Regions from separate parts of the Homo sapiens genome. Here regions 1 and 3 are each linked to region 2. Evidence: chromatin contacts called from ENCODE Hi-C or POLR2A ChIA-PET data. All regions are on one chromosome and are shown on one strand. The core of a region is the stretch at or near the end of the contact, and the rest is flanking DNA. Distances in the headings are between cores, read along the strand shown.

Region 1 (2,700 bases), core at 138-2,637, 260 kb before region 2:
AAGACATATGTCTTTGCCACACTGGTGGCCAATTCTCCTCCATCAACTTTCTTCCCGACTTTTCCTCCAGGTTTGCCAGCTTTACCAAACTTCTCCAGTGTCAGCTATGCCCCAAGACTCCAAGAGGCAGAATTTACGTTTCTTAGCCTCTCCAGTGAGATTGCAGTTAGCATTTAAAAACTCCTGCACACTGTAACATTCTTGAACCATACCTCTGATGTTATCACTGCCTCTGGTTACAAGGTTCTAGAGAAACACATGTCTCTGAAATGAGCTCCTTTTTATCAGATAAATTTCTGAATTCAGTAGGAAAAACTCTTCCATTTCACAAACAGGCCCCCATCCCCAAGGCTGTTCCAAAAATTGGATGTCCATGGTAAATTATCTAGTGATATTCCCTATGCTTGCATTCCCTATCACGTGTTGCACAACCAGTAATGCTTTGACCTGAGAAAGCCTACCTAATCATCAGATGCATCCTACAGATGAGAACCACAGGTCCTAGAGGGGCCAAACAACATGGCCAAGATCTCACTTCAGGGCAGAGTCACAGTGGTAGGCTGGAAACCAGGCCTTTTCACCCCCACTGGGTGCAACCATGTTTAGCCCCTTAGTAGTATGGCTTTGCCTACACTCTGCATATCTACTTAACAAACACTTGTAGAGCACTTACAGTGTGTTGGGCGCTGCATAAAGCACTTTGCAGACATTAACTCACTTAATTCTTAGAGTAGCCCTAGCTGTGCAGCCTTACGGAAGCTACTCAACCTCTCTGTGACTCAGTTTTCCCATCCGAAAAAAAGGGATTGTTGTAACAGTCTCATGAGTTAACACACTGAAAGAACTTAAAACAGTGGCTAGTACAGGGCAAACACTTACATGATTAAGTCCATAGGGTACACAATGGGCCAAGGACAGTGATGGACACAGAACACAAAGCAGGAGCACATACCCCGGTCTCATGGGGTGAGGGAAATGTTTGTAGGAAGCCACCTATTTGGTCAACCCCTGAGCCATGTTTACACTAGTGAGAAAGCTCATCACATCTTTGCTCTGGTCCTCTCCCATGGTTCAGTATGCCATGCAGCATCAGACAAGAGTAAATGTGCCCTCCAAGATGTAAAGATGCATTTGCTAGTCTTTATTTACGGATATACTGACAATGGAAAACATGTTCCCCTATATGAGCAGCCCTGAGAACAACGCCAAAGATTTCCTGTAATGAAAGGCTCTAAAAATACTTTTTGATGATGGAGGGAGTGGAAATTGAGCAACACCAACTGAGTGAAATACGGAAATGATACCAAATGGCACCGAAGCAGCAGAGCAGGCAGCCCACCTGGCCTTTGATCCCTCAGTCTTGCCCGAAGACTCAGTGCATTTGGGGTTTTTTCCAGGAGGCTGTGCTGTGCCTTTGTGTTTACATGCTCCATCTAATTTTCTAGAGAAAAAAATTAGTCAGCCATGACTAATGCTGAATTATAGCATAAAATGGTTGCCAGCAAATTGAACACCCAAGTAATCTAACTTTCTCTTTTTTGTGATCTGCTGAAGATCTCCAAGAAATGGGAATATGTTCTGTGTTTTGGGCCCTCAACTCCTTCCATATTTACTACCAAATTATTGTTAAAGTCAGATATATTGCATATCCTGTCCTATTTTTGTTAGATTTAACCATTTTGTTAAACTGTTGTGGAATAGTGTTTATAGTTTGTGACTTGGTCATGGATATGATATTTTACTCTCATCTCTGCTCTTTGAGAGAGTCACTGTCCCCACCACCACCACCTCCCTTTTACAGAGGAAGAAATTGAGGCACAGAGCTGCAAAGGAGTTTGTCTGAGGTCACACCACCGGCCGATGACAGCCTTCCGACTACCCAGTCCCTCTGCTGGGTTGATCCTGTGGATTTCCATTTTACTATCGGTTTAGGGTATCCTAGTCATTACAAATCTCTGTTTGTTATGGCCCATCTCCAAAGGAGGCCTTGGCCTGGCCAAGAGGAGCCTTCTCTTTTTCTTCGCAAATAAGTTTTTCCTCTTCTCCTGTCTGGAAAAGGTGGGTCGGCAGCCAATTCAGTGAGCAACTCAGTGATTTAGGAACAAATATGTGGGACAGCTGAGCCTCTCCAGATGTTGAACTAAATAAGGCACAATTGGGCTTTTGGGGTCTGACGCCTCTTTATGGCAAACTGGGAGCAGAAGGGGCCCCTAGAACAGTTGACAGTATAATAAGATTCTCATTCAAAAGTGCCTACGTTGTGCCAGAAAGTTTACAGAGTGGTAGGGCTCAGAATAAATAGCTGGCAAATTATACACTATGATAAAACATTACAATTTTCTTCCTTTCAATACCCCACTCTGGAGGAATACTATCCACTCCTGCACTGTTGAATTCAGGAGTGGCTATGGGACTTGTGTTGGCTAGTGACGTGTAGACAGAGTTGACACATGTCTTCCAGCACGTGGTTTGCCATCTGTCTTTTTCATCCACCACGTAGACTGGCAATGTTCCAGGTACGCCCTGAACACTAGAGAGAATGGGAGAAGCCAAGCTTCAGTCAATCCGCAATGGACCCTCTTTGTTGTAAGCCACTGATGCTTTCAGATTGTTGTTACAGCAGCATGGCCTAGCCCCTTGTGATGGGAAAACTTGCATGAGATCCCATAACTGGTACATAGTAAAGCCAGGATAGTTCAT
Region 2 (2,700 bases), core at 99-2,598:
CATGGCTTTTTGAAATAATTTAGAGTTGACTTTTTTTTTTTTAAAGACTCAGACTATTGAAAAGTCTTCATTTTTCTTATATTTATTACATGATTGGAAAGCACTTTCAAGATAGAACCTTGGTCAGTGTTTTGAATAGAGAATTTTTTATCAACCTGATTTTTACCATTTCATGCATTTTGTCACAGTACTTTTGAGAAAACCAGCACTACTCATTCTTTTATCAGTTTAGCTCTCTTTATATTTTTCAGATGTGAAATTAAGAAGTACCATTTATGGGCCAGGCGCGGTGGCTCACGCCTGTAATCCCAGCACTTTGGGAGGCCGAGGCGGGCGGATCACGAGGTCAGGAGATCGAGACCATCCTGGCTAACATGGTGAAACCCCATCTCTACTAAAAATACAAAAAAAAAAAAAATTAGCCAGGCGTGGTGGCGGGTGCCTGTAGTCCCAGCTACTCGGGAGGCTGAGGCAGGAAAATGGCATGAACCTGGGAGGTGGAGCTTTCAGTGAGTGGAGGTCGCGCCACTGCACTCCAGCCTGGGTGACAGAGCAAGACTCCGTCTCAAAAAAAAAAAAAAAAAGTACCATTTATGATAACTCATTGAGATTTGACTACTGTATTTGGCATATAGGTTGCGCATTCCCAATCCAAAAATTCGAAGTGCTCCAAAATCTGAAAACCCCGAGTGCCAACATGACCCTGTAAGAGTCTTGCTCTGTCATCCAGGCTGGAGTACAGTGGCACTATCTTGGCTCGCTGCAACCCCACCTACTGGGTTCAAGCGATTCTCATGCCTCAGCCTCCTGAGTAACTGGGACTACAGGCGTGCGCCACCATGCCTGGCTAATTTTTGTACTTTTAGTAGAGACAGTGTTTTGCTATGTTGGCCGGTCTGGTCTTGAACTCCTGGCCTCAAGTGATCTGCCTGCCTCAGCCTCCCAAAGTGCTGGGATTATAGGCATGAGTCACTGCACCCAGCCTGGAGCATTTTAGATTTGGGATGTTCAACCACTAAGTATAAATGCAAACAATCCAAGGTCTGGGGAAAAAAAATTCAAAACACTGTTGGTCCCAAGCATTTTAGATAAGGAATACACAACCTGTACTAAAACACAGCTCTTTTGAGTTTTATAGCTGATACACCAATTTACTAAGGAGTCTTAACATCAATGTTCAATTAAAAAAAACAGGAGATGTGTTTCCAAAATTGATGCCTTCTCAACCTCCTGAGAGTGTGCCAACCTAGGTATTTGACTCTGTGCCATAGTAAGCATTGGGTAGCTCCCAGCATTAGAAGCCAGAAAGCTCCCCTTTGTAGACTTGAACTGAACCCACTCCAAAACTAGCCCAGCTAATCCAGGCTTCCCTCCAAATTTAGAGTGACCTGGAACTGGGCCCACTAACTTGGCTGTGACCTTTATATCCTTGGCCTCAGTGTAAGTATACAGGCATGAAAACTGCTCTTTTCTATTGGATTAGATAAATGTGAGAGGACTACAGAGACTTCCCTCCTCCCTCAGTTAAATCCGTAGGGCCTCCTTGGTCTACTTGTCCGCTACCTCTGGCTTCGCTGCCTGTTAATCCCCCTCTTGCTCTGTACTCCAGCCGCTCTGGTCTGTTGGTTGTTTCCCCACTGTTGGTCACAGTCCTTCCTATCTGAGAACCTTTGCACTGGCTCTTTCCTCTGTGGAAATGCTCTTGCCCCAGGTGTCCACATGGCTTTAGGTCGTGACTCAAAGTCACCTTCTTAAGGAAACTTTTCCTGACCACCTTGGGCCGTCCCCATTTCAAGTACCCCTTGCCTGCTTTATTTTTTTCTCCCCATACTTATCACCAGCTAATGGAGTACATATGCATGTTATTTCACTCATTTATCTGTTTTTATTATCTCTCTCCTATTAGAGTGTAAGTTCCATGAGGAGAGGAATTTTGTCTAATTTTTTTGTTTATTTTTACTGCTATATCCCCAGTATCTGTTACACACTCAGGATATAATAAATAATTTGGAGAATTAATGAATATTAAATAAACCCAGCTTACTTCTTGTAAGTCATATGTAAATTGCCTCTAAAGTAGTCTGGTTAGGGTTGAGCAAAAAGTAGGTTCCATTAATATATTTTCAGTCAGTTCAGTAGATAATATTGTAGAGGCTGAGGGGGAAGCAAACAAGAAGTAGATACTACCACCTTCAGGAAGACCTGAGCACCAAATCCAGCCTGCTGGTGTCTGCTTGTGTGTGCACATATGCACATAAAGTTTTTTTCTTTTAGTCTGCACGTTGTTGGCCTACAGAGTGTTAATAAGTGTAAATTAGTTGCCAAATTTAAAAAAACAGTATTTCATATAAAATTTGATTTCAGTCATCTATTGAACAATTGGAGGACGGGACCAACACTAGGCCTGCATGCCCATAGTTCAGCCACGTGAGTGTGAGTGGGTATATATACACTAGTGGCTGATTATCATTGCATTTAAGCTCTGGGTTTTCTTATACTAGGATTAAGAAAAGTAAGCCATTTTCTGTACTAATAACAGTACAAGAAGTGAGAATGACAATGGAGGCTGTGTGTTTCAAGAAAGAAGAGAAGGAAACTACTTCTTTGGGTAACTAAAGGATATTCCTAATTTTTTTTTTTTTAAGACAGAGTCTCACTCTAACCCAAGCTGGAATGCAGCTGCACTATGACAGCTCACCA
Region 3 (2,700 bases), core at 138-2,637, 280 kb before region 2:
GCTGCAGCCGCTCCTCAGGTCTCCCCTGCCTGGTCTCAGTCCTTATTTTTTCAAGCTTCACGTCCTCTACTGAAGCTGCAGCAACCGAGTCCTGCCACTTTTCCTGTTCTCTTTCTCACTCATTTTCTCTCTGTATTTCCACATTCACGACTCCCATTACTCTCCCCGTAACACCACAGTGTTTCCTAAACTTCAATGATCTACTCCTTTTTCTATGAGAAGAAAAAAATTCTGTGCACTCCTTTACCACCGTCACTCTGTGAGAGTTGATGTGAATTATGTTTCTTTTTATCTCATCACCTGAAAATGTACAAATATAAACCAGGTTTTTAAAAATCCTTAGGTTTACAGCTCTCACATGATTTTTAAAAATGAATCTTACAAATAGAGTACAAGCAACACTACAAAATCCTCATTAATTTAATGTGTTAATTTAATGTGGCAGATGATGCTGTTTGAAACTGCTAAAATTACATTTCGGCGTGGAATGTGACTGTGGCATGGGCCACGATGGCTTGGGATCTTCTAAGCTTAGCATGCCTGTGCCATCATGTACCACGTGAGGATTGATTCTCCCATCTTTTTCTGCCATCCAAGCTACGGTCTAGTCTTCATTTGTGCAACATGCCAACTGGCCTCAGCTTATCAGAAACGCATCATTTACATATCGAGGCTCCCTGCGTTCTTTTCTCATTAGCCTGTGATAATTTAGGTTGAGTGCCATTGTGATAAAAACACAGCACAGGCGGCGGAAGCTGTGGCACTAGTAGGTTACTAGGTTACAAGGTGGTTGCCATGTTTTTCAAACTGGGTCACATCCCTATGCAGTCACATCCCTGCATCATGAGATCAATTTAGTAAGCTGTTACAAGCAATTTTTTAAAAAATGTTACAGAAAAGAGAAAATATCAAGTATTACGTGGTGTCAGAATAAGTATTCAGAAAATTGTTTTACACACACACACACAGACACACACACTCACATAACCAATCCAAACAGATGCCAGTATTGCTTCTGGGGAAGGTCCGTGGAAGCCCACTGAAATAGGCTAAATAGTGACCCCAAAAGATATCAGGTCCTAATCCCTGGAACCTGCAAATGTTGCTTTATAAGCAAAAAGTGTCTTTGCAGATATGATTAAAGTAAGGACAATGAGATGGATAGATTTTCCTGGATTATCCATGTGGGCCCTAAATGTAATCACAGGTATCCTTATAAGAGAAAGACAGAGGGAGATTTGATCAAGACAGAATGGTGGCCCTGTTGACTCCTTGGTTTTGACCCAGTGAAACTGACTTCAGACTTGCGGCTTCCCAAGCTGGGAGAGAATGAATTCTGTTTTTGAAACCACCCCATTTGTGGTTGTTTGTTACAGCAGCCACAGGAAACCAATAGATCCCACCTCTCCCCTCACCACCACTGGTGGGTGCTTTCGGGGGTAGTTGAAGGCAATCCCCGAGGAAGTACCAAGACTATTAGCGGGGTAGGGTGGTGACACGTAGGCTCAGAGCCATTTCTCAAGTGGTTTGGAGTATTATAGTATTTTCACAACTGGTACACCTGGACTGGTCTAGACTGGCTGTCTGTCAGTTCTATTTGTGCATGGACATCAGTGACGGAAACTGGGCCACTGTGTAAGATGGATTCCTTCTGTGGGTGGCTGCCAAAAAAAAAAAGTTTGAAGGTCTCTAATTCATATGACCCAGTCTATGCTTAGACTGACTAACTATTTTTTTAGGTCACCATCCATATGAAAACACAAAATTTAAATATTCTCACAGAGACTCTGTGGACTCCAAGATTCACCTGCAGGCACTCAAGGACCCTTGGGCCCCACTTTAAGAAACTCAGTAAGAACCCTCTTCCCCCAGCATCAGACAATTATTGTATCTCTTGGACCTTGAGCCTAATTAGGGTGGGCTCAGCCACCCCCAGGTGTGCCCACCTGAGCTCCCTTCCAGAGCTGCTCATGGCACCTGCTCCTCCCAGAGCTGCTCATGGCACCTGCTCCTTCCAGAGCTGTCTGCCCAGGAGTGTGGGTTTGAGGCTTCTGGGAGGCCCCACCCTTGGCTGTGGAAGCTGGGAGCCACTGGGACCACCTGCCCTCCCGCTGCACTGTACCTCTCTCTCTGCCCCAGGACTCATATACCCTTTTCTTCCAGGAAACCCCTGGGTCTTCGCTGGCCATAGCCTCAGAGGACTGACTTAGCCCTACAGTCTAAAAGTAAAGATTTGGAGCAAAAACTGCTTCAAAAACAAAACAAAACAAAACCACTGTCACTGGGGTGTAACCAACTTCTTTCTCTGGGGCCTCTTTTCTGTTACTCTTTACTTCTCAACCCCCCCACCCCACATCCCAGCCCTGATGCAAGAGGGGGCAGGGTCCTTACCTAACAACCAGAAAGCCCGTGTCTGTGCTTCTAAATCCCTAAGGCCCTGCTCCATCATAGGTGGGTTTTCGTACTGTTATTGGTAGCTCTGCCTCCCTTTGTGGCAGAAAAGCCAAGAGCCACCTCCCTTTGGGTTCCATGAGCCTTCCTACGTCTTTCCCAAACCAGGTCACACCTGAGCTTCAGCTCCACCTTGAGGCCACCAGAGGTGCCTGCCCTGAGGTGAAACCTCGGTGTGACCCAGGCAGGTGTCCTCTCTGGCCAAACCATTTCCTTGCACATGCACCAGTCAACTGTCATAGCAATAGC

What was found. A loop is a pair of places that touch in the nucleus more often than their neighbours do. ChIA-PET counts read pairs that join two places held with the same protein, here RNA polymerase II (POLR2A). Pooled maps may share reads with other maps.
Region 1: a loop to region 2 is called in a map of mammary epithelial cell, with 4 times the contacts of the local background. The contact joins two enhancer-like sites. A Hi-C loop is called at or near these places in 2 of 168 maps with a recorded cell type or tissue (K562 and mammary epithelial cell) and 4 of 50 pooled maps. POLR2A ChIA-PET finds 5 or more read pairs at or near these places in 1 of 52 experiments (CD4-positive, alpha-beta memory T cell).
Region 3: a loop to region 2 is called in a map with no recorded cell type, with 5 times the contacts of the local background. The contact joins two enhancer-like sites. A Hi-C loop is called at or near these places in 2 of 37 single-sample maps with no recorded cell type and 4 of 50 pooled maps.

Annotation. Positions count from the first base shown.
Region 1 is chr4:26,149,809-26,152,508 of GRCh38, forward strand. It overlaps LOC105374541 (a long non-coding RNA gene), which reads right to left. Exons shown (of 6, transcript XR_925507.4): 6 at 2,286-2,530. It also overlaps a transcript of RBPJ not described here. Among named protein-coding and RNA genes, the nearest start is that of LINC02357, 80 kb to the left of the region's middle. Within about 2 kb of position 1,388, at least 7 of the 41 ENCODE cell types and tissues checked have a DNase peak (open chromatin) inside an H3K27ac peak, as active enhancers do.
Region 2 is chr4:26,411,548-26,414,247 of GRCh38, forward strand. The region is part of intron 3 of RBPJ (recombination signal binding protein for immunoglobulin kappa J region); the gene reads left to right. Among named protein-coding and RNA genes, the nearest start is that of CCKAR, 78 kb to the right of the region's middle. Within about 2 kb of position 1,349, at least 8 of the 41 ENCODE cell types and tissues checked have a DNase peak (open chromatin) inside an H3K27ac peak, as active enhancers do.
Region 3 is chr4:26,130,469-26,133,168 of GRCh38, forward strand. It overlaps a transcript of RBPJ not described here. Among named protein-coding and RNA genes, the nearest start is that of LINC02357, 61 kb to the left of the region's middle. RefSeq lists an enhancer at 1-27. Within about 2 kb of position 1,388, at least 2 of the 41 ENCODE cell types and tissues checked have a DNase peak (open chromatin) inside an H3K27ac peak, as active enhancers do.